Linked DNA regions of Homo sapiens: regions 1, 2, 3, 4 and 5 are each linked to region 6. A link is a loop called in an ENCODE intact Hi-C map of the cell type or tissue named here. Cell type or tissue: heart left ventricle. All regions are shown on one strand.

Region 1 (4,000 bases), 150 kb before region 6:
ATTGAAATGCTGAATTTGAGTTTTACAAGCTCAGTGTTCATGTTTTGAAGCTGTAGGCTCATTTTTAGAAGGCTTTTTTTTAGAAGGCTATTACCGCTGTGTGAGAAATCCAGCCACAGCCTTCATGAAAGCCCCAGGCCAAGAACGGGGCTCCAAGACAGTGGAAGGAAAGAACCCGGGGTGCCTACAAAGGTCACAGAAGGAGACGCTCATGGACAGGAATAACAGAGAAGTAAATGTGAAGACTGGGCAGAAAGTAGGGAGTCTACCTTTGCATTCACCGTCCCATCTGACCGCCAGCCCTGGTTCAATGCCCTGGAGGTCAAGGGCAAGTACAGTCAAGGAGCAGGTTGTAAGGACCCCAAGGATTGGAGCAGTTCCTTAGCAAGGGAGTGAAGATGCATGGAGCGTCTTCTCTGTGCACTTGGGAAGCCAGCTGGCCCATCCTCCCCATAAACCCAACCAGAGGAATGTATCTGCAGCTTGTGGTTAGCTCTTTCTGGCTTCACTCTTTCTCCGTGCCCCCTACCCCCGCCACCTTTCTTTTCATTTTATATTGCATAACGTTATTTGCCTTGGGATTTGAGGCAGTCCTTTGCCTTCTTAAGGGAGAAGCATTACAGGCAGAATGATTAGGCAGTCATCCCCTGCCCTGCCGGCATCGCCCAAGGCCTGGAAAAAGTGAGAGGCTATTCCTGTGCAAAAATGGTTAAAGGCAACAGCCAGCCAGCCACAGTGATGGTGTGTGGGCAGCCTATGTAGGGGTGTTTGTGTGCCTGTGTCCCAGTGTGGATATATCCCAGGTCTTCTCTAGGTTGAGGGGTCCTGCCACTGCCCATGAGTGGAGAGTGTGGCTTCGGAGAGCAACACATTTCCTGTCTGCGCAGAGCCTGCCTGTATTCCCCCGTGGGCTGGTGCTATGGCTGGGCTCTGTTGATAGAGCTTCCTCGTGCGGTGCTATTTATAGCCCCTTGTTTTCACCTCTTGGGCTGCTAGATGCCCCTGCTTGCATGGGGGCCACCAACCTAGTCTCTGCTGCTGTTCTGCTCCCAGCAGATAGAGGCTGGCCTGGATAGCTGGAAGGCTTTTCCTTTGTCCTCACCCTTCATAGCCACTCCAGGTCACCAGATGGCAGCCACTTAGATCTTTTCTCTTCCTCCTACCCTTGCTCAGCATCTGTAAAGGTAGCTCAAGGCCGGCAGACTGGCCACAGTCCAGGGTCTGAAGCTGACTAGGTTGCACAAAGGAAATGGCTCAGACTCTGGTGAGAGCCCCAGGCAGAGCAAGCCTCTTTATCATTGGAGGGTCCGTGTTGCCCCAAGGGAGCCCAGCACACCATGTCTTGCTTGGGCTGGAGTCCCTAGGGGTCCCTCCACCTCTCATTTCAGTCTAATGCTTCACTTGCAGTGCAGCGGCAGTGTGCACCTAATAAAAACCTCAGGCTACAACATTTTGTCCTCCTGGCAGCATCCGCTGTGCATGTGACATTAGCCCTTTTAGACTTTGCCCGTTTGCAGCATAGGAAACATTCTGCAAGGAGAGCCACCATGTCTCACGCGCTCTATAGGATGCTGCCTTCAGAACAGTCAGCATGGGACATGGCTGGCTCATTACCCCCTGGACTTTGGATTATGCTCCAGTCAAATCCATCTGCCTACCCCACCCTCTCCACCCTCAAAATGGCTATGTAGATTCATTCCAGCTTCTAGTATCTCCTTCAGTACCTGCTTTGCAGTTCCCGTTTGACAAGCCCCGTGAGTCAGCTTTAACCCCAATGGAGGACTTGTTAGTCAGGAGAAGCCAGATCTCCATTACTCATCTTCAAAGGCTTATATAATCCCTGGTTGGAAGGTTCCCAGAGACAAACTAGATAATAAACAAAACAACAAAATGGAACGAGGGAAGGGGAGGGATTGGGGGAAGGCGTTCCTCCCCCTGCCTGGAACTGGGATGTATGTCAGACACACCAGGCACAGCAGAGGGAAGACAACTAGGAAATAGGCTGTGTCTCCCCGTGCCAGCCCCCTCCCCAGTGTGCTTCCAAGTAAGCAGGTGGAAAGGCTGACTTTAGGAAAGGGAAGGATTAGCGGAATCACCTGCTGCTCAGCTTATGGCCTCTGAGAGAGTTAGCCAGGGCTGCCCTCCAAAGGCAGCGGCAAGAGCTCAGAGGTTAATTTTAGAAGTTGTGAAAAACCAAGGAAGCTAAGCCTCAGGAGGGGAGCTGGGGAAGTGCTGAGGGACAATGTAGCGTGGAGGAGTTTGTCTTGGACCTTAGACTTTTTTCTTTTTAAGATTCTCAGGATTGCGTTATCCCATTTAGAACATAGCATCTACAATGAGCAGTGCTGCTCTGTTTGGCTCTCTTCTTATGTGTGAAGGTTGCCCTCTTGCTAGTTAAAACCAGAAAGCTTAAGAGTCCCTCTCTAACTGCAGAGAACGTGGCTGATGGCAAGTGTGGGGAAGTGTGGCGCCAATGTCCCTCATCCTGAGAGCCTCAGGGGTGGGTATTCTCTCATCTAAAAGATAAATACGTAACTGGCCTAACCTGCAAGGATGATGCTAGAGGCCTGGGCCTTGTCTGGAGAGAGCCACAAATCCGAGGAAGAAGTTGACTTTCAACGTCCAGCCCTTTTGATGTCTTACATAGCTGGAGGCCAGTGCACTTCAGTACATCAGGTGCGTCAGATTGGCTGTAAAGGTTTTGGTCTTTCGGTGTCTTAATATGCTCTGAGGGAAACAGAGTAAAAGGAAGGGAAAGAGTAGATTTGCTGGTAGAGAAAAGGCTGAAGAATGGACTCATGTTCCCACCGAGCTTCCTAATGTAGAGTAGTGAACTGTGGGCCTCAGAATGCCTTTCTCTAACAGAGCCATTTTAGACTGGCTGTGACTTGTTCTTCAGAAGCCACGTTCCTGACACTTGGGGATGGGGACAGAAAGGAGAAAGACAGGGGTATAGTTAAGTGTCACAGCTGGCTTCTGGCAGCTGGTGAGCAAACACGAGCACATCCGCCATCTCTCCATGGAGAAGACTGCCAATGATGAGGACGGAGAAGTGCCAGGGTTGGCAGAGGCAGCATTTAGTTGCAGCTCATTTGAGAACAAGCTGCAGGATTCAGAGGAAGAGCTGAGTCTACATGCCAGGAGTCTTGTGAGGTTCAGGAAATAGCTCAGGGAAAGCCTATTAATGCTGCAAGAGAGCTTTGTCCATGAGATTCTCTTTGAAGTGAATGCTGTTCATTAATCAGGAAGATGTTTTAATAGGTAAATGCAGTTAGGAATAACTACAAAAAGCATAATGGGCTGAAAGTATTTCCCCATGTCCGGACCCCTTTCAGCCCTATCCTTGTAGATCATTAGTAAGAGGATGCTGGAGAGGTGATATAGGATGGCAGAAGGATGACGGTGACGATGACGATGATGAGCTTACATAACGAGCCAGCCACTGAGCTAAGCCGTTGACCTAGCTTATCTTATTTCATCCCCAGAGCAATCCTGCAAGGTATGTTTAAGCCTCCTTCACCAGTGAGGAAATGGAGACCCAGGAAGGTGAAGGCACTAGGCCAAGGCCACAGAGCCAGTAACGGGGCAAGGCCAAACTGAGGCTGTGTGGCTCAGAGCTCACACTCTTAACCACTGCAGTATACCTCATCCCTGAGGGTTCCGTGAGACAAGGAACATCCAAAGAACGTGGTCTCCAGTAGGAACTTGGTGACGACTGGCTTCCTTTCCTAGTTTTCCTCTCTGCTGGCCATGCGCCTGATGCTTACATGTTCTGAGTATTTGGGCAGAGGACTCTGTCATGCCACACTCTCCCCAGGGGTGCTTTTCTTCCTTGATTGGCAGATGGCTTGACAACCATGCTAGGGTTAAGAAGAACTTGCGCTCCCTAACTTGGATTTGCTCTGCTCCTGTTCCAGGGCTTCCCTCATCTTTGTCCAACTTTACGTGTTTTGGGTGTTTTTGCTGCAAGGGTGGCTCTGATATGACATGCTATGCACAA
Region 2 (4,000 bases), 360 kb before region 6:
AATGAACAATTATTTGGTGTTGCCTAATGCCAGGTCCATATTCAGATATCCCTGTTTACAAAATGTTTGTTTGAATTAGGGTCCAAATGTGGTTCCTGCAGTGCCTTTTGTGATGTTTCCTGTCTGTGTCAGTCTGCAGCACTCCTATGCCCTCTTTCCTTTTTCATTCCCTTCCCTGTTAAAAGAGACCCATGGCTTACACTATAGAGTACTTGCATTCTGTTTACTTCCTTGTGATTTCGTGTAACTTGCTTCTCTCTCTCCTTCTATTTCCTGTCAAATGGAAGGAAGTACGAACGTCTGGGTCACATTCTGGATATATCACTTCCAGAAGCCTGGTCATCCCCCTCTTGGGGAAGCTGAGATTGAGCCATGGGTTCACATGAGGTCACTGTTCCCTACTCTATAAAATTTCTCATTAGTTTTTTTTTTTTTTTTTTCATTTCGTCTATGGATGATCTGTGCCTAAATCAATTAAGGTAGAGTTTTAATGTCTGGGATTAAGTTTTACACTCCCTAAATACAGGTCTTACTTAGGAGTGTAAGATTAGCATGTACTAACCTCTCTGAGTACTTGTAAATGAGAAGTAGAATGCAGTTATTTTTTTCCAGACTGGATTATAAGGTATGTGTGTATTTCTATTTCTGTGCCTTTTTTTTTTAACCTTTCCTCTTGCTACTTGAACAAAAAACATTGTCATCAAAGGGTTTATAAAGGAAACACTGTACAAAAGTATGTTTATTATATCCAGAGCTGAGTGCTTTAAATACAATTTTAGCTTATAAATATAGGCATGCTTGCTTTGTGCTTTCCATATGCAGTATCTGATTTCTTCCTCACTAAACCCTATGAAGTAGGCCCTATTATTTTCTTTCTTAAAATAGATGATGAGTTAAGCTCTGAGTGGTTAAGTAACTTGCTAGAAGTTGCACAGCTAGCAAGTGCAGAACTTACTAGGAACCTAATTGGAAGGAACCTAATTCCTTCCAACTTTTTAAAAATTATTGATTTAATTTATTTTTGAGACAGGGTCTCTGTCACACAGGCTGGAGTACACTGGCATGATCATAGCTCACTGAAACCTTGAACTCCTGGGCTCAAGTGATCCTCCTGACTCAGCCTCCCAAGTAGCTGAGAATACAGGTGCATGCCACCACATCCAGCTAATTTCAAGATTTTTTTTTTTTGTAGGGCTGCGCACTGTGGCTCATACCTGTAATTCCAGCACTTTGGGAGGCCGAGGCAAGCAGATGACTTGAGCCCAGGAGTTTGAGACCAGCCTAGGCAACATGATGAAACTGCATCTCTGCAAAAGATAAAAAAATTAGCTGGGCATTGTGGCACGCACCTGTAGTCCCGGCTACTCAGGAGGCTGAGTTGGGAAGATCGCCTGGTGACAGAGCTAGATCCTGTCTCCAGAAATAATATATTTTTAGTAAAGGTGGGGTCTTGCTGTGTCGCCCAGTCTGGTCTTGAACTCCTGTCCTCAAGTAATCCTCCCAATTGTGAGCCACCATGCTTGGCCCGATTCCCTCCAATTCTGAAGGGCATGTGCTTACCCCTGGTGCTTGCCTAGGCCTTCTCAGTATAGCAGACATTGTAGATGATCTCTCTGTGCTTCCTTTAAATATCCTGTGAATATGGGTTATAGGGGATTGAAATAACCCAAATAAACCCAGAATTAACTCTGGGGGCACAGGATAGAGAAAGGCAAATACAGAGTATATTTTTGTACCGTTGAGATGGGGCTCAATTGTCAGCACATGTAAAGTTCTTGCATCTGCACAGAGCACACAACTGTCTGCTCAGCTTCCGGTTTCCAGGCTCCATCCTGAGCCCCCTGCCTCATAGGACCCCTTCAGTGGCATCAGAGCCAAGTGAGGAAGCTTTTCTCCCTGCGTGTACACTGTTGATACAAATTGTCTCTAATTTGCTGTTCTCTTCACGTTTGCTCTCGGTAGATGAGATTCTTTTTCAAAGGCAGTTTTGAAAATGAGGTCGCACCCAGGTGTGGTGGCTCACGTCTGTAATCCCACACTTTAGGAGGCCAAGACGGGGGCATCATTTGAGGCCAGGAGTTCAAGACCAGCCTGGCCATCATGGTGAAACCCTGTCTCTACTAAAAATACAAAAAGTAGCCGGGTCTGGTGGCGGGCGCCTGTAATCTCAGCTACTTGGGAGGCTGAGGCAGGAGAATCGCTTGAACCCGGGAGGCAGAGGTTGCGGTGAGTGAAGATCACGCCACTACACTCCAGCCTGAGCGACAGAGTGAGACTCTGTCTCAAAAAGAAAAACAACAACAAAAAAAGAAACTGAGGTTGCACCTCTATGTGTCAGCACCCCACGTGAGCAGTTGCTTCTAGTTTTCTCTTCTTGGTGTTGTGAATGCAGAATCAAGAGCATTTCCCCTAACCGTGACACCAGTCAACCTACCTGTCTCATTGATGGACCTTTTAGGAGGAAGAGATGACTTATTATTATTATTTTTTTGGATAAATAATGCTCATTGGAAGACAGTGTGGTCTGGTTCGGATGTGTAAATTCCTAAGAATTAGTGTAATGTTGGGTGGGGTGGAACATGTAATTTTGTAATGTGTGTGAGACTCCTCTGTGGTCTCTGGGTGAAGTGACAATCCTCTTCATCCTCGACCTGGGGCTGCCTTGTCCAGCGTCGGAAATGGCTCTCCCTGAAGACGGCCTCCTTCTCACCGGTGCCTACTGCCAGGCGGGCTGCTTTCTGCTGTCTGTGCTATAGGCTATGTCACCTCAGAAGGTTGAGAGTTTACCAGGGTCTCTGAGGGGCCAGAAATAAAAATACTCCCTTGTCACAGGCCCTGGAATAGGAAGCCATTCATACCAGCATCCTGTGATCCCAAGAAAGCGCAGCTCCCTGACCCATCCTGCCGATTTTTTTTTTTTTTTTTTTTTTTTTTGAGACAGAGTCTCGCTCTGTCACCCAGGCTGGAGTGCAGTGGTGCAATCTCGGCTCACTGCAACCTCCGCCTTCCCAGGTTCAAGCGATTCTCCTGCCTCATCCTCCTGAATAGCTGGGATTACAGGTGCGTGCCACCACACCCAGCTAATTTTTGTATTTTTAGTGGAGACAGGGTGTTTGTTGGTCAGGCTGGTCTCGAACTCCTGACCTTGTGATCTGCCCGCCTCGGCCTCCCAAAGTGCTGAGATTACAGCCGTGAGCCACCGTGCGCAGCCCCATCCTGCTGATTTGTTCCTTCCAGACTGTTCGTTCCTTCTTCTTCCAGTCAGTAGGTGTCTTGGGTGGGGGCACATTTCCGTTGTCTTGCTCTGGCAAACCTTTCATTTGTCTGCTCATTCATTCATTTATTCAACAAACTTTTTAAAGTACCTACTAAGTGCTAAAAGAATACAGAATTGAATGTACCATGGCCACTGCCTGTAAGGCACTCATGGTCCAGCGAGCCCTCCCCTCAGAGTCTCCCTCTCACTAGTGGAACTTCTCTAGCAGAAGCTCTTACTCCACTGCTGTATGCCCTTTGTATTCTCTGTTTTCTGTCTCACATCGTTGCTTTTCTGGCCCTTCATGGATACACTACCTTTCTACTCCTCACAGTGACTTGGCCAGGAAGATGCCACTAACCTGGATAGGGGTCTGTCTGAGGCTGCTGGGAAAGCTTCTGGGCCCGAGGGCCCTATCAATGTATCTGTCCAGTATCTCCCCCTGTTTCCTATTGAGAAAATGTTGCATTCTCTTTGGTAGGGCTTTGTGGCACCTGGATAGGTCTACCAGATACTTCATCGATGTACTGCCTGTATATCCAACCAGCAAGAAATGGTTTTCAGAACCTTCCCCATTGGGCTGGGATTTCCCTTTGAAATCATTTTGGCTGCAGGATAATTCTCTGCAGTAAATAACATAGGAAGTTGGCACTCTGACCTCCTATTTGAAAGTTATGAGTTTAGGCTGGGCGTGGTGGCTCACGCCTGTAATCCTAGCACTTTGGGAAGCCGAGGTGGGGCGGA
Region 3 (4,000 bases), 660 kb before region 6:
ATAGGGAAGAAAGATTATGGTATAATTTGACTGTGTCTCCACCCAAATCTCATCTTGAATTGTAGTTCCCATAATCTCCAAGTATCACAGGAGGGACCCCGTGGGAGGTAACTGAATCATGGGCGTGGTTTCCCCCATGCTATTCAAGTGATAGTGAGTGAGTTCTCATGAGATCTGATGATTTTATAAGGGGCTTGCCCCTTCACTCAGCTTTCATTCTTCTTCCAGCAGCCATGTGAAGAAGGATGTCTTTGCTTCCCCTTCCACCATGATTGTAAGTTTCCTGAGGCTTCCCCAGCCATGCTGAACTGTGAGTCAATTAAACCTCTTCATAAATTACCCAGTCTCAGGTTAGCACCATGAGAAGGAACTAATACAGATGATGAATATGTTATTGTCTTAGGACCAGCTGCAGCAGCAAGGGCTATCTATGGTCTGTCTTTTTTGAATAAGCTGTGACATGATGAAGTGAAACTGACGTGAGAAGCATGTTGATATCGTTTGGATTTGTGTCCACACCCAAATCCCATGTGGATTTGTAATCCCCAGTGTTGGAGGTGGGGGCCTGGTGGGAGGTAACTGGATTATGGGAATAGATTTCCCCTTTGGTGCTGTTCTCATGAGTGAGTTATGGCAAGATCTGGTTGCTTAAAAGTGTGTAGCATCTCCCCTTCTCTTCCTTGGTCCTGCCCTGGCCATGTAGGATGTACCTGCTTCTCTTTCACTTCCCACCATGATTGAAGGTTTCTTGAGATCTCCCCAGAAGCTAAGCAGAGGCCACCATACTTCCTGTACAGCCTGCAGAGCCATGAGCCAATTAAACCTCTTTTCTCTGTAAATTTTGCAGCCTCAGGTATTTCTTTATAGCAGCCTGAGAACGAACTAATGCACATGTGGATCTAAGTGGTGCAGGGGGTGGACTGTCATGGGTGTTGTTGGTGCTCTGCCCAGATCCCTTCATATCCCCCTTTCCAGTTCATTGCCCCTAGCCCCAGCTTCTAAGTGGTTTACTCCTAAAGGTTCATACCCCTTCCTTCAGAGAACTTCCTTCCCTTAATCTATAGGAGCCACTTCACTGCAGAAGAGGTATTAAGCACCTAGACTCACTTAACGCGTCTAAATTAAGTGCCTAGACTCACCCAGACTCACCTCAGAACCAGAAGTGCTAGGTATTTTTGTCCCCCCACCCTTTCCAGGAAAGACTATAGCCAGTGACTAATTGGTGCAGGGTTATGAAAACCCCAGCTCCCTTGCCTCAAGTTGGGATAAATTCTAATTTATGCTCCAGAACTAGCTGGGGATCTTGCTGGGGCTGGAACTTCACCTTAAATTGCTCCCTTGCTTGGCTGCTTCTTTCCTATTCTGCTTCCCTTTCTAGTTTCTCCTGGAAGCTCTTCCTTAATAAATTGCTTGCACGCAAATCCTTGGCAACCCAAGACAGTTCCCTAGTAGAAAATACACTCTCGAGCTTCAAGTCAGTGACAAGGAAATAAAGAAAAAAAAAAAAAAAAAAAAACACTTAGTGAACAGCTATGGTTTACAAGAAAAAAAAAAAAAAATGTTAAAGCCCAGAATGGAGTACCTACCATGAGTCAATTGTCTTTGGTTTGGATTTTCATTTCCTAAGAATTTGATGATCATAAGTGGTTATTCTGGTAGTACATTACAGAGTGGGACATCTGTAAATTATCAATGATACATCAACATAAACCGTATGCCCCAGATTTTTTGGACAACCTTGATTTCAAGTTTTTAATCCCCTTGTCAGACCATGTTCCAGACAGTGTGTCCTGGCTGGTGTGGGTGTTTGGACAGCAAAGGGGGATGCTGGGCTAGCCAAGAGGCAGCTGAGAGGACGAACTTGAGCATTATAAAAAGGCAGACACTTGAAGTTAATAAGCACAACTGGACTTCAAGTCCTGGCTCCACCCCAACCAGCTGTAGGCCACATTTTATTCCTGTTAAAATGAAGTTCCCAGCTCCCACCTCACAGGATTGAAAATGAGGTGATGTATACAAAACGCTTAGCATTGCTCCTGGATTTCGTGAAGTTCAAGAGATGGTTCCTTTGGAGGGGAAGAAGAGTGGGTGAAGAACCCTCCAGTGGAGTTTGGGGACTTCATTGTCCTAATAGAGCCGGCAGGGGATGGGGGACCAGAGGTCGAGAGCCCACGTTGAAGCGTTGCATTCATCTAAATTTGCTGAGCGCCGTCTCCCTCCCAGGGCGCGGGACTCAATACTTGTACGCCAAGGGGGAAAAGGCCGTCAACTCGACCTGGAAGGGACGGCGCAACGCAGAATGAGCCGCGAGGCCCCGGGCCACCACGTGGCTTCCCGATGGCCTCCCCCGACCCTCCCCCACTCCGGCCCCGCAGGGGAAGTAGGTGAAGGGTGGAAGCCGAGAGACCGCGCCGCGGAGGCGGCCCGCCGCCGGTTTCCTAGCAACGCCCGCCCCGCCCCGCCCCGCTGGCGCGCCGGCGCCGGGAAGCGGGGGGGGGGCGGACCGCCGTTGCCATGGCAGCGCGGCGGCCGCGCCCGACGCCGCCGGCGCCTGCGGGAAACGCGGGCCAGGGGCCCAGAGTGGGCTGCCAGGTGGCGTCCCTGCCTAGCTCCCACTCCGGGATGGACCAGACCTCGCGCCCGGGGGTGTCAGTGGAGAAACCGAGTCGCCCCGAAAGGTGGCAGGGCCGCAAGGCCGGTCGGCCCCACTCACTCCCCCGCCGACTGGGGCGACTGAGAGCTTGGAGACTTTCCAGTTTGTCTGGTGGGGTCTGAGTTGGTCTTCGGGGCCGGAGTAGGCCAAGGGAATTTTTTTGATTTTGGAATCTCTTCGGACCTTTTTTCCACACCTAGTCAAGACTGCACGCGTGTGCACACACGCATACGCACGTCTGCAGCCTGATGTCCCATCCTTTTACCCTAGGTGTTGTCACCTGAAGGTTCTTTAATCTCGGAAAGAGAATATGCAAAAGATAGCAGCTGCCAAAAGCTGCCTTTTAAAACGACTTTGAAAATCAGTGTTATTTCCCGAGGGCCATTTAAACGGAAAACCTCCGTGCCTGGAAGGGTGTTCTAGATTCTGGACTCAAATTTGCATTATTCTAAATCACTTTTTGCAGTGAGCTGCGATTGGAGAATTCAGTTGTGGAGTATTAAATTTAACCGTACACCCATTTAGCTAGTGTAATGATCGCTTGGCCAAAAGACCCACTCACAAAGACAAAGCCACACGCTTCTCAGTCGTTCTCTGGCTTGAGTGTTTTTAATAGAGGCGGAGTCAGTCACATGTTTGTGAGTTTAATCAAATTGACAAGGGCTCTGAGCGAGAAAAGCTTACTGTCTAATTCGAAGGCAACATTAGGTACATAGAGATGCATTCTCTTTGGACTTATTTGAATCAGAGCTTTTCAAATGGAATCCTCTCCTGCACATATTTTTCTCGATCTGCTGCAACTGGAAAATTTAAATCAAAATCTTATTTCTTATATTCATTTTGATGGTAAATGTGCTGGTAAATGTGTCTGCGCTGAGATTCTGCATTTTCTTGATCAACAAGGAAATGCGCAGCAATCACTGTGAATTGAGCACCTTGCTGATTGAGCAACACTTAAACCTAGAGGCATGAACGACCATAATCTTGGGATGAGAATCCCCTGTAGTATATTTCAAAAGCATATTCACAGCTAACCTTTTTCCACTCCAAAGGATCATTCACTTGGAACTTTTTTATTCTTCATCTTGCCAGACTATTTAATTTCTTCTAAAACCACTTTGACACACTTTTTAGTTTGAAAACGTGATTGTGTTTGGACAAGTGATCATATAAAATTAATTTATACACACACACACACACACACACACATATACACAATGTCCTCTTAATCTTAGATCATTTTTTCCCAGTATCAAAACAGAACCTTTAATTTGCATGGTGGAGGGTAGAAGATAAATTCAGAAAGCTAAACCAAAAGTCTGAACAGAATAGTTTTATGTTTAGCAC
Region 4 (4,000 bases), 390 kb before region 6:
ATCCCCGGCCCAAGACCATTCATTTCACCCCTACAATCTCAAGGTGTGTGCAGGGCACAATTCAGCTTTAAACTTTTCTGCTTTTACTTTTGGTTAGGCAGAACCTCCGTCTGGTGGTATTTGAATATGAGTGTTTTCTGTGGCCCTTTTCAAAGTATTCAAAGTGGTTTAAAAATACATAATGTTCAGAGATCTAAGAGCTAACGGAAGTACTTATTTGGGCCTTTTAAAAATAAAAAAATCAATTAAACAGATTTGAGACTCTTAACTCTCGCGATGTCTTCAAAATAGATACTAAGATTAAAGAAAAAAGAAGGCTTGAAAATCATAGGACTACTTATCCACCCAGTCATAATGCTTTTAGTAGTGACAGTAGTAGCAAATAGCACAGTTTATAAAAACAGAAGAGCTAAAATTCTTTATTTAATATTAAACAGGAAACCGAAAGTAGTCTGCAGCAATGTGGTGGGTTTTCAGCAACCTGCTGCTGTGTTTATCTGTGCTGAAAAAGCCTAAATGAAACATTTCTTCTTTGATTGCCTTAAGATTGTAAGTTTGAAGGAAAATCCTTCAAACTGGAATCATGACCACTGGAAGCAGGTTCTGTATGGTAAGGTTTTGAAGCAACCTGTTTCCACCAGAACCAAAGGAAATTTGGAAGCAAATCAAAAACCTCTCAAAGAGTGGAAAAAGCTTTGTACTTTTATTTTGCCTTTGTGCATTGTTGTCATTTATCCAACATGTGCATATGAATATTCTTTCTGAAGACCTGGGCTTCATTTTAAGGTCAGCCTTCAATTTCTAGAGAATATAATTTGCTGCTATTTTTAGAGCATCATGATTGCTTGTAATAACTAATGGAAAAAAACTCAGAGAAATAAATGTGTAACAGCTGTGTCTGCTTAAACTTGATTAAAGGCAGTAAAAAAAAGTAAACAGAAGAACGAATGTGACAATAGACAAGGGGGAGACAAGTATCTCTCTCATTGTGAAAACTTTTACAGGCATAACTTGTTCCACTTTGGAAGGCCAGCGATGTCTGTGTTTAAAGTTTACTTTACTGTTTGTCTTGAGTGGGATCAGTGTTGTAGTGAATAATTTATAGCCAGCATGAATGAGCTCATTAGTCACCTTTTCAGACTTTAAATGAGTTTTGTGGTTGTCATTACTCGAGCCTTCTGTTCAGCCGCGGAGCAAAATGACAGTTTGGCAGTTGTTGCTGGGGCCGCCTGTTCCCCTTCAGGTCTGTGTTGGCTTTTGTATTTCGTTGAATCCTTCCCTGGCTAACCCTTCGCTGGTCCAGGCAGCAACTCTCCCACTTCACATGCCTTTTGCACCCCAAGTTTAAATGAGAAGTTTTTCAGGCTTCAAAAAAAAAAAAATCAGTTGTGTCTGCCAGAGAGAATGGGGGAATGAGGTGGATGAAATGAGCTTTTTCCAGCAACTCCTGGGTATGATTCCCTTTGTGCTTGGTTTGATATTCAAGCTACTCAAAAGCAAAAAGCAAGCCAGTGCGTTGAGAGGCAGCGGAGCCAGGCTCCCACATGGTGCCAGGCGTTTTAGACCGAGGATGTCACTGGAATTTGGAGGGAGAAGGATGTTTCAGGGTAGGTTTGAACTGTTTCAATTCTGAGTATCAGTGTGATGAGGGTAAAGAAACTTGCTACAGCAAATAAATCTGCGAGGCCAGATTTCCACGGACAAAGAAAACTGCATTTTTTCTACAAAGGGGTTGACAGCATGACTTTTCAAGGTCGCAGCCAACACGGAGGTCCAGGATCACTGGGAATGGTCATTACCTCTTCCCCATCTCTGTGCCTCCCAACTCCAAATCATTAAGAGAAAGCGAACTGTTGCAGCTGCCTCCTCACTGAGCCCTTGGAGACATGCCTGGGAGGCTGGTATGTGGGGAAGACAAGCCTAGGCATGCCAGTAGCAGGTGGGATTTCTTTGGAACGGATGTCATGAAGTTCATCCCTCCCATTGAACCTGGCCTGGGCAGCCTCCGGAGAGCTCTGCCATTCACTCCCTGGGACTGGCCTCCATCCAGAAGTCCAGGACACCGTGGCATGCCCACCTTGGTCCTCAGGTAGCCTCTGCAGGCACTCGTGGGGCGTGGAGGCCTGCGCAGGGTGCCTTGGCCAGGTGCTTGGACCCCTGCGCTGAGGTCTCTCTGACGTCTGCTGCGAGCAACAGGCACTCATGGCTGCCGTCACCAACGTGGGCAGCACCCCCTCCGGGACCCATATTGTTAGACAGCTGGCCTGGCGCTGTGTGAGGCATAGAGGAAACATGTTCAGGATTCCTCTCTGGAAGCAATGCCAACTTAAAAAGGACGCCTGGTTGTTTGGGGGCCAAATCTTTGAAACCAGTCAGAATCACGTCTTTGAGTGCAGAGAAGTGAGGTGCTGTTGAACATACCCACAGAAAGAGCTAGCAATTCACCTGCTTGCTTCCTTTCCAGCCCCGACCCTTTTAAGATTGAGTACTCACATGCAGTCACGTCTCACAATTTCTGGACACCTTTTGCCTGCACCTCAACCTCAATATTAAAGGCACAAGATACACTATTTTGGGAAGGAGTGAGGATTTCAAAACAGAAAGGGTTGGTGAACTTGACTAGCCAATGAAAAGAGACTTCAGGTTTGGCTGTTGTAATAAATGGAATAAATTGCTAATCTCCAAAAAAGAACTTTGTGCTGCAGGGAAATATGTTAGTAATCATTTAATCTATATTCTGTTTCTCAGAGAGTTCATCAAATTCAGAGCTCTTACTTTGTTTTAAAAAGACTCTCGTAGAGAGAAGAATCAATTGTTTTCTTTCACACCCCTCTGAAAAAGTAAAACGAGAGAAGTTATTTCTTGGCGTGGATAAGACTTTGGCAGACTTAGCCACCGAAACCCATGAGACTATGGTACTTGGTGTACTCACTAAAGAGAGGAAAACAATAAAATCTCTTAAAAACTTTGGAGGAGGAAAATGTTGATGAGGCTACTTTTCTCTGACTGATCTGTAGAGTTAATAGATGCCAGCTTGAGAGAGGGATAAAAAGGAGACTTTTTTTTTTTCCTGTTAAGTGATCAATATTTTTTATTACCACTGTGCCATGTGCTATGAGCAGAAGAGAAAACAGAGTCCCTTGCCCCTCAAGGCACTTACACTCTGTTGGTGACGTTCAGTATCTAGTTGATTTATTTTTTTATTACAAAGATACACCATACTTTGTTGATTATGACATAGAAGTTGAACTTTGAGTTTTTGCAAGTAGTGCCTTTTCATTCAGTTAAAAAGTCCTGGCCGGGCACGGTGGCTCACTCCTGTAATCCCAGCACTTTGGAAGGCCGAGGCAGGTGGATCACGAGGTCTAGGAGCTGGAGACCAGCCTGGCCAAGATGGTGAAACCCCATCTCTACTAAGAATACAAAAAAAAAAAAAAAAAATCAGCCGGGCGCAGTGGTGGAGGCCTGTAATCCCACCTACTTGGGATGCTGAGGCAGGAGAATCGCTTGAACCCAGGAGGCGGAGGTTGCAGTGAGCCAAGATCGCACCACTGCACTCTAGTCTGGGCAACAGAGCAAGACTCCATCTCAAAAAAAAAAAAAAAAAAAAAAGTCCCCTTTTCCTTCCTCCTCTTGTGCTTTTTTTCTTCTTTTTCTTTTTCTTCTCTTTTCTTTTTTTTTTTTTGAGACAGAGGCTCACTCTGTCGACCAGGCTGGAGTGCAGTGGCACGATATCAGCTCACTGCAACCTCCACCTCCCTGGTTCGAGCATTTCTCCTGCCTCAGCCTCCCAAGTAACTGGGAGTACAGAAACCCACCACTGCGCCCGGCTAATTTTTGTATTTTTAGTAACAGAGTTTCACCATGTTGGCCAGGCTGGTCTCGAACTCCTGACCTCAAGTGATCCACCCGCCTCGGTTTCTCAAAGTGCTGGGATTCCAGGCGTGAGCCACCGCGCCCGGCCCTCCTCTTCTATTTCTCGGTCACAATTTTGTCTCCC
Region 5 (4,000 bases), 580 kb before region 6:
CCGTCACCTGGCTGATATTTAAGGACACGTCATCAGAGAAGTTACATTTCCTTTTGGCAGAGAGGAGGAGGAAGGGGACCGCCACACACAGAACTGGGTGGTGACTTTACCATAGGTGCAGGAGGGCTGAGAAGGGACCTATCAAAGTTCCAGGGGTCACCAGGTCTGGACAGAGACACCCTGGATGCCACTAATAGGCCACCTTGTATATGAATTTACAGAGTTTTTGAGGCCTTTCGGTGCCGGGACTGCTCATAGAAACCCAGGTTCAATTTGACAAAACACTACTCCTCCATGTGTCAAGTGGAGTCAGTTCTTAATTTCTGATAAAGAGCAAAAAGACATATGGGGGATGAGGCATTGCTCAGCCTCAGAGTTTGAAGTCTTCTGCCGGCCAGGTTGCCCTGGGCAGCTCCAGGACAGAAATCTGACCAGTGTGGGTGGGTCTTCCTAGCCATGTTTCTCATTTTAGCAGAGACTAACATATTTCCAACAAGCCTCATATTTGCTTGCTGGTAAATTGCTGCTCTGAGACAGGTAAGAAATGATGACTAAAAAAACCTACCTGCGTTTTTGTTTCGGATGCTTCATTTTCCGCAGTACTTACAGAGAGATAGTTGGGAGGCCAGGTGATGTACTCAAAAAACAGGGCTTGTTGAAAGCGGAGACAGGATGGGATTCCAGCTGCTCTGCTCACCAGCCATGTGATTTTTGAACAAGTCACTTTACCTTTTGGGACCTCCAATTTCTCATCTGAAAATTGCAGATTATTGTATCTGCTTTCTCACAGAGGTGTGGTAAAGATCGCATGAGATGTATGTGCAAGTAATTTAAGATTGACAAGTGTAACATATGACAACTAGTTCTTGGCGTGGATATAAGGCATCAGAGAAGGTGCCTTTGATGTTTAATTAATACTAAAAATCTTCCATTACACTTGTTTAGCTAAAATTGGAAAGGGGGAGGGCAAGAATACTTTTCAAAGGGACTTTTTTCTGCTTCAAAAATAGAAATCAGAAAGCACATATTTGATTTTCCTTATGGTGTAAACCACAGTGCCATTGTTATTAGCAGTTTTACAGAATTGCGACCTTCAAACTTGGTGATATCAAAGACTGAAAAAAAGCTCCCAGTCTTGAAGCCTTTCAAACAGGCTTTTCTAACTAAAGCACTTTTATTTTGAATTAAGGGCTAATAGAATTGTCCTCTTAAATGAGCACTTGCAAGATTAAAAGTTGCTTTCCAGGTGGGCTGCAGTAAATGAATGTGCCAAGAGGTTGCTGAAAGCCCTTTTGGGGGCAAACGAGGGGAATCTGATATGAGTTCATGTAACAAACACCCTTTTCCCTTTGTGAAAGAGAAACCTGGAATTTACAGTCTTTCTAATTGTACATGAGCTGATTTGTGTATACATCTAGGATCATAATTTACTTTCAGTTTACTGAATTTGTGAATTTTCGCATTTGTTTTAATTTGTAATTAAGTTCTCTCTATGAGGCACGCCATATGCCTCCATTAATTCTTTCTCGTTGATTTCTTAGGAGATACATGAGTGCATATTTTCATGCAATTTTTGAGGTCTTTTGAAAATCAAATGACTACATGTTTAGCCATATGGGGCTTTGTTATTTAAAAGAGCATATTATAAAGTAAAAGAAGGCGAAATGCAAAAGGGCCTGTTGTCAACAGGGGGAAAATATTGGGAAAAACAGTTTAAAACATTGTTTTAAACACACACATTTTCAACCTTTTTTCTTTTTAGCGTTATATTTTTGAAATCTATCTTTATCGATCCCGTACCGCGTCTCACCGTCTGTGAACGGCCAATGTCACCAGTGCACCCGGCAAACCTCTGTCTGCCAGGTACTGCCCCTACGCTTACCCTCGGGCTGCAGATCCTAGCATCTGCCTTCTAAGAGTTCAGTTGGAGCCAATGTCTTTCTTTTGAACATCTTGTGCCAGGATTTGACATTAAGCTCCAGTTCATCCGCACACCCCGCGGCCGCTTTCGCAAGGGACCGAGAGGGTGGCGGCCTCGCCCGGAGACTCGCGGCGCTGGGAGCTGCCTGCCCTCGGTGCGGGCTGCAGACCGGGCCGCGAGGCGGGCGCGCGGCGCGCACTAGGACCCAGCAGGGCTCCAGGCCGGGGTGGGAGCCGCGCCGCCGACCCCGGGCGGGCGCCGGGCGCAGGAGCCGGGGTTCCGGCCGCGATCTGCTGCAGCTCGGCCGGGAGACGGCGCGACCCGGCGGCGGGGCCACCCGCGAGTCCAGCGTCGCCGCAGCCCCCCAATGCGGCCGCGAGAAGCAGCGGGGGGGCAGGCGATCGAAGGTAACGAAAATGGGGCTCATTTCCTGCCTCCTAATCTGCTCGGGTTTAGCATTGTCACGAGAAGCCCTCCGTGTTCAGGCTGCTGCATTTTGGGGCACTCTTTGATTTTTTTTAAAGGTGTCCGCCCCCCTATTTCCACCTGGTTTCAGATTGATTTATAGCTTGCAGCCCAAATGGGAAAGATCCAGCCATGGCAAGTTGCTTATTTTCATTAGTTTTGTCTCAAAAGTAAGTTCATTAAAAAAAAAAAAAGTTTCTTAGGAATGTGTGGATAGTCGCTTTTTAAAATTTTTTTTAAAAAATTGCAGACAAATGGATATTTATAAAAATAATCAAATAATTGATGCAATTCTGTTAATTACTTTTAGGGAAGCACACTTCTGTGGGCTCCCCGGGCGTTACTTTTATTTTCAAGGAAGGAACGTGTTAAATGTGGAGTTTGTTTGGCTGGGCAGAGTTTACAGCATTGCTGTCGCAACTGTTTGGCTATCAATTATAAACAGTGTCAAATCTATGGGCAGTTTCAGCCTCTTTTCAAATACTGTAACGGGTTATCCTGATATGACATCTACAGATGAGTTTCCACTGAGGGTAATAAGAAGATTTCTCTTTTTGGAGAAACATTGTTTTGAGGGGAAAACCATGATTGCCGGCTGGGAAGGCTGAAGAGACTATTTTTCATGCTTTGTTTATACTCCCGGGATGACATTTGGGGAAGGGAAATGCAATCTTTCTCCGGAGGTTTTAATTGTGGGATTATTAATTTATTTAATTTATTAGTTTCAATTGGTTGGGCTCGGGGAGCCCTCCGTCACAGGCTGTGCTTAAGGTGACACATTTGCTAGCAGTTGGGACACATGATTGCAAATGTAAAATGTGCCTCACCCGAAAGGACTGGTCTGCTGGAAGCTCCCGTGTGGAGCTGTCGTAGGCAGGGTGCGACTGGCTCATTGAGGAAAAAGGGAATCGTTTTCCTTAGCTAAGGAAGACATCCTGTTATATTCCTTTTGTTCCCTGTTTTTCATTGATCGCCGACTCTGCCTTGGAGAGGAGAGCAGCTCGGAGGGTGCAGAGCTCTGAAGGCTGCACGAATGACTGGAGCCCACTTTAACTCTCACACTGATTGGTCAGTTAGATTGAGACTTATGAAAACAGTCACCCAAAACCTTCTTTTAAAATCGTGCTGTAGTTTCAGATAGCCCTCTTGTGCACAGATTTCTGCAGGGTCGGTTTTTCATTTGGGTGCAGTTTGCTCGAGATACCTTTATGTTTAATTTTTTGTTGTTGTTTCTATCCACATAAAGTAGGCCATTTTGGTGACAAATTTCTTTGCAGACGTCAGCTACTAGCTTACACGTATACACAGCACTTTACAATACATTCTCAATGATTTCTGCTCATAAGTTGTAGAATGCAAAGTTGTTCAACTTAGAATAATGATTCCTAACCGGGTTTTGATCTGAGTCTTTTAAAAAAAGGACCATCAGTAGATGGATGCTTAACTGTATCATTACTTTGATAATTTAAGTGCCTTGTGCATTAGCACGTTTCATGCACTAAGTCTAAAACTGTGACAGTGAAAGGAAAAGACAATGAAAAGCAAACAATCAAAATCAGCCTGCACACTATTCTGAGAGATTGTGGCATCTGCTTTGAGGCGAATGCATTTCAC
Region 6 (4,000 bases):
AATAAGAAAAAAAGAATCCTTAATTCAATCACATCTGCAAAATCCTTTTTGCCATATAGGGTAATATTCACAGGTTCCAGGGATTAGGATGTGGACATCTTTGGGGTTCATTATTCAGCCTCCCATACTCAGCATACATTGGATTAAACCATATACATTGGGTTTGTAGGTCAAAAAAGGTTCAATATTGGCGATTCCATGTGATTCCACCTAAGGGTTCTCAATATATAGGAGTTACTATTAATACCAATAACAAAAGAGGAGATAATTTTACCATAAACTGCCAGCTCTGGGCCTGTCCCTGTTGTCTGAGGAACAGTGTTTTGGGCAATTTCACCTGACTGTCTGTGTTTGCTGAGCCCTGGGTTTTTAGTACTTCCTGTACCTTAGTACTTCCTGTGTCACTGCCCTGGAAGCATAGGTAGGTTCCTCCCCAAGACCATTTGCCTCTCTACTATCCTGGAAGAAGCCTACTAAAGAACTGCAGAAAGAGACACTCCCTTCTGCCCAGCTACAGGGCTCTGTACTCCATAGCATCAACACTGCTGAGGAAAAAGCAGCTCCCAAAACTGTCCGTGTTGCAAATGTGTTTGGTGCGGTAAAAAGTCTGTGGCACTGACGCACTGTGCCATATTAAAGCCTGAAGCCAAAGGAAAAATAAAAATCAGTGATATTGAGCTTCTCTTTATTTCAAATCTGATTTTTTTTTTTACCATGGTTATTTTACATTTATTTTGACTTTTAAAAAATATTGCATTAAACTATTATTTATCCTGGCTACTAAGTTTTTTGGCATTCCCTTAAATTTTGCACCCAAGATTTCATTCTCCTCACCCTAATTCCCAACCTGGTCTGTGAGTTGGTATTTGCAGCTATTCTGTCTGATTGATGATCGTTTTGGAGGGACACTCCCGGCAAAAGTTCAAACTTTATCTGTAGAGGAAAACAAGGTGGTTAGGATTTACCGAAGTAATGAGAAGGAAAGTCACCCTCAACCTCTAAAATACCCCTTTTCCGAGTGACTCTCTTGGCTGCCAATTGCCTTCTCCAAGTGAAAAAGAATAAACTAATTTCATACCTATTCTGTCCAATAAAGCTCATTGTCCTACCTCCACCTCCAGTGGTAACAGACAGGAACAGTTCATTTTCCATTGCTAAGCAACGGCAAAAACAGCGCCCGGCATCTGTGCCCGGCCTCACCGGCTGATAGGGATCACTGTCTAAAGTTCTTGTTTGCATTTTGAAGTCAACAATAATTGCGGTTCTCTATTAGTGTTCATTAAGATGGTTTATGGCTGGACTAACTCCAATCTCCACTCAGCGGTTTGAATGCGTTGTCCTCCCAGGGAAAGAAATATTTGGCAATAAAAACCCTGCGTTTATTTCCTCCCCTCATTTCCCCTTGCTGGGCTGGGAAACGATGGTCACCATCCGCAGTTCCCTGGCCGGGGAGAACAAGGCGCCTGTTGAAGGTTGTGGAAGAGAGGGGTGGAGAGGAAGCCTCTGCCCTCCTGGAGCTGGCTTCCTTCCACTCCATGCTGAAAGTAGGCCAGTGGAGCAGAAGTCTGCTGGGGGAAGTGAGCTCTTGCTGTTCACTGGGGCGGAGAGCACTACCCTATTTTCCCAACGCCAGCCCTCAAGTGTGGAAAGAACCTTCCCAGCCTCTTTCCACGGACTCAGTGCCAGGGAGAAGCACTGCCCTGGGACGTGATCGGCTCCTGCCTCCCTGGCCCGGGACTGGGTCAAACAGTGGCCTCAGTGTGATGGCAGAAAGTTCCAGGCAGCTTGAAAGGGCCGCCCTTGGATGCAATTCCCAGGTGTTGACTCACCCGCGGCGGCTGAAAGGCTGCCAGCCCCGGCCAGCAGCAGGCCGGCACCTTTACGCAACCTCTCCTCATCCCCAGCTCTGAAAATACATCCAGAAAGCAGCCTAAAGCAAGTCATAAGGATGTCGTTCTCCCTTTTAGACCCCATTCCAAGACACCCTTCCACGCTCGGCGCTTTTCAGAGCAAGCGTGGCCTGGCCGTCATGGTCCTCTCCTCGCTGGAGAGAATTTTAGGGCCATCCTGGAAAACAAGCCCGCTGGCGCCCCCTAGTGTGCCCGGGAGCCAACGCCATTCCAATTTGTGTTTCGGGGAGGCCGGGCTAGGTGAGTGGGGTTGGAGAAACGAATCCAAGGGATCAGGGCAGGAAAGTTTAATTCCATGAGGTCTGGGGCAGGTAACAGAAAATCACACTTACAGTCCTGACTCCGTTTATGACTTAAGAAATTGCTGTTCTTAACTTCTCTCTCGTGCTTTCCTCTGACTCAAATCTCTCCTGCCTGGTTGCTGGAGAGCAATAGGATCTTGGTGTCTCTATTACTGAGGGAAACTGAAGACCAAGTAGTCGAAATACCTTAACCTTATTAAGAAGTTATAGAATGACCCTGTCTTGGGGTTGGTATGTGCAGAAGCTTAATCATCGGAAATCAAGAAACTGTAAGTCCAAGATCATTTGCTTTGCTACTGTTGCTAAAACGTCTTCACCCTTCTGTTGAGTACAGAGACACCCTACGGCAATGATTCCCAAGCAACTGGAAGGTTAAGAAGATCTTAACAGCAAATTCCTTGTATCCTGGTAATTCTGTAGTTCTTTCTCTTTCCTTCTTCATTTTCTCTGAATAGCAAGGAAGACAGAGTTCAGGTAAATGTGGGGGAAAAAATCTTTTGTCAGGATAAGCCAGGGCAGGATGGGTGCTGGAGTATGATGGGGGTATCGAGAGCCATGGAAATCTTTAAAAGAATTGGCCACCACCTGCCTAGGATAACTAGGAGGTTTGCCTACATAAAAGCTTGGGCGCTTGACCAAATGGTCACTTGAAGAATCTTCCCAAGTGGCTGGGTGCGGTGGCTCATGGCTGTAATCCTAGCACTTTGGGAGGCCAAGGCGGGCAGATCACCTGAGGTCAGAAGTTCAAGACCAGCCTGACCAATGTGGAGAAACCCCATATCTACTAAAAATACAAAAATTAGCTGGGTGTGGTGGCACACACCTGTAATCCCAGCTACTCAGGAGGCTGAGGCAGGAGAATCGCTTGAACCCAGGAGGCAGAGGTTGCAGTGAGCCGAGATCATGCCACTGTACTCCAGGTTGGGTGACAGCATGAGACTCCGTCTCAAAAAAAAAAAAAAAAAAAAAGGAATCTTCCCAAGTTGATTATCTTGATTAAACAGTCAAGAATAGGGATGGCAAATAAGTTTCACATTCCATACCAACCTTAGTCAACTGAAGAGCCCAAAGCATAGTATTGAGAGTGTTCCTGAAAGTTCAATTTGAGGCAAAGCATCTTGATTGATTTGTAATGTCTGCCATGAGCACACAACAGATGGGTGGTGGCATACATACAGCTAGGCAGGAAGATAAAAGAGGGTATTACATGCCAGAAAGCCACACCATTGTGCCTTTTTCTTTCTTTTTTTGTTGCTTGTTTGTTTGAGAAAAGTTCTTACTCTGTGAGGCTGGAGTGCAGTAGTGTGATCATAGCTTACTGTGGCCTCGAACTCCTGGGCTTAATTGATCCTCCTGCCTGAGCCTACAGATAGCTGGAACTACAGGTGTGTGCCACCATACTGAGCAAATTTTTTACGTTTTGTAGAGACAAGGTCTCACTATGTTGCCCAGGCTGGTATCAAACTCCTGCGCTCAAGTGATCCTCCTGCCTGAGCCTCCTAAAGTGCTGGGATTACAGGTGAGAACCACTGCACTCAGCCCCCATTGTGCCTTTTGATGCTACTGTTTGATAATTCTTGTATTTGAGGACTGTACTGACAGTGTGGCTTTTCCAACTTCCTGTATTAGGGTTGAGGGAACTTACTTTTCCCATCTTCCCCCTTTTTTTTTTTTAATTATACTTTAAGTTCTAGGGTACATGTGCACAACGTGCAGGTTTGTTACATATGTATACATGTGCCATGTTGGTGTGCTGCACCCATTAACTCGTCATTTACATTGGGTATA

What was found. Peaks named below come from ENCODE experiments on the same cell type or tissue, not always from the same donor. Only the 100,000 strongest peaks of a DNase experiment are listed, where the experiment ranks them.
Region 1: a loop joins it to region 6, with 4 times the contacts of the local background. A loop is called at or near these places in 30 of 110 quality-filtered maps.
Region 2: a loop joins it to region 6, with 3 times the contacts of the local background. A loop is called at or near these places in 56 of 110 quality-filtered maps.
Region 3: a loop joins it to region 6, with 6 times the contacts of the local background. A loop is called at or near these places in 4 of 110 quality-filtered maps.
Region 4: a loop joins it to region 6, with 3 times the contacts of the local background. A loop is called at or near these places in 64 of 110 quality-filtered maps.
Region 5: it touches region 6 in a loop (4-fold over the local background); 19 of 110 quality-filtered maps call a loop at or near these places.

The regions. Positions count from the first base shown.
Region 1 is chr14:89,184,213-89,188,212 of GRCh38, reverse strand. All of the region lies in intron 4 of FOXN3 (forkhead box N3), which reads left to right. Among named protein-coding and RNA genes, the nearest start is that of FOXN3-AS3, 160 kb to the left of the region's middle. In heart left ventricle, CTCF peaks have their summits at 1,083 (motif pointing right) and 2,141; no DNase peak of the experiment used is centred here; H3K27ac peaks cover 2,764 bases.
Region 2 is chr14:89,403,439-89,407,438 of GRCh38, reverse strand. All of the region lies in intron 2 of FOXN3 (forkhead box N3), which reads left to right. Among named protein-coding and RNA genes, the nearest start is that of FOXN3, 12 kb to the left of the region's middle. In heart left ventricle, no CTCF peak of the experiment used is centred here; no DNase peak of the experiment used is centred here; H3K27ac peaks cover 198 bases.
Region 3 is chr14:89,700,171-89,704,170 of GRCh38, reverse strand. No RefSeq gene overlaps it. Among named protein-coding and RNA genes, the nearest start is that of FOXN3-AS2, 130 kb to the right of the region's middle. RefSeq lists a silencer at 2,447-2,506. In heart left ventricle, no CTCF peak of the experiment used is centred here; DNase peaks (open chromatin) are centred at 1,850 and 2,380; H3K4me3 peaks cover 1,589 bases; H3K27ac peaks cover 1,886 bases.
Region 4 is chr14:89,426,914-89,430,913 of GRCh38, reverse strand. It overlaps LOC107984635 (a long non-coding RNA gene), which reads right to left and starts at 2,560. Exons shown (of 2, transcript XR_001751025.2): 1 at 2,494-2,560; 2 at 1-1,576. It also overlaps a transcript of FOXN3 not described here. RefSeq lists an enhancer at 1,211-2,410. In heart left ventricle, no CTCF peak of the experiment used is centred here; a DNase peak (open chromatin) is centred at 2,098; H3K4me3 peaks cover 2,485 bases; H3K27ac peaks cover 2,640 bases.
Region 5 is chr14:89,617,356-89,621,355 of GRCh38, reverse strand. It overlaps LOC105370617 (a long non-coding RNA gene), which reads right to left and starts at 2,039. Exons shown (of 6, transcript XR_944131.3): 1 at 1,883-2,039. It also overlaps a transcript of FOXN3 not described here. RefSeq lists enhancers at 1,794-2,293, 2,294-2,795 and a silencer at 2,021-2,400. In heart left ventricle, no CTCF peak of the experiment used is centred here; a DNase peak (open chromatin) is centred at 2,115; H3K4me3 peaks cover 2,817 bases; H3K27ac peaks cover 2,144 bases.
Region 6 is chr14:89,038,614-89,042,613 of GRCh38, reverse strand. LOC105370615 (a long non-coding RNA gene) reads right to left here. Exons shown (of 3, transcript XR_944128.3): 1 at 835-4,000. Among named protein-coding and RNA genes, the nearest start is that of TRA-AGC15-1, 62 kb to the right of the region's middle. RefSeq lists enhancers at 1,108-1,664, 1,716-1,835 and a silencer at 2,136-2,195. In heart left ventricle, CTCF peaks have their summits at 1,883 and 2,087 (motif pointing left); DNase peaks (open chromatin) are centred at 1,185, 1,793 and 2,073; H3K4me3 peaks cover 1,087 bases; H3K27ac peaks cover 810 bases.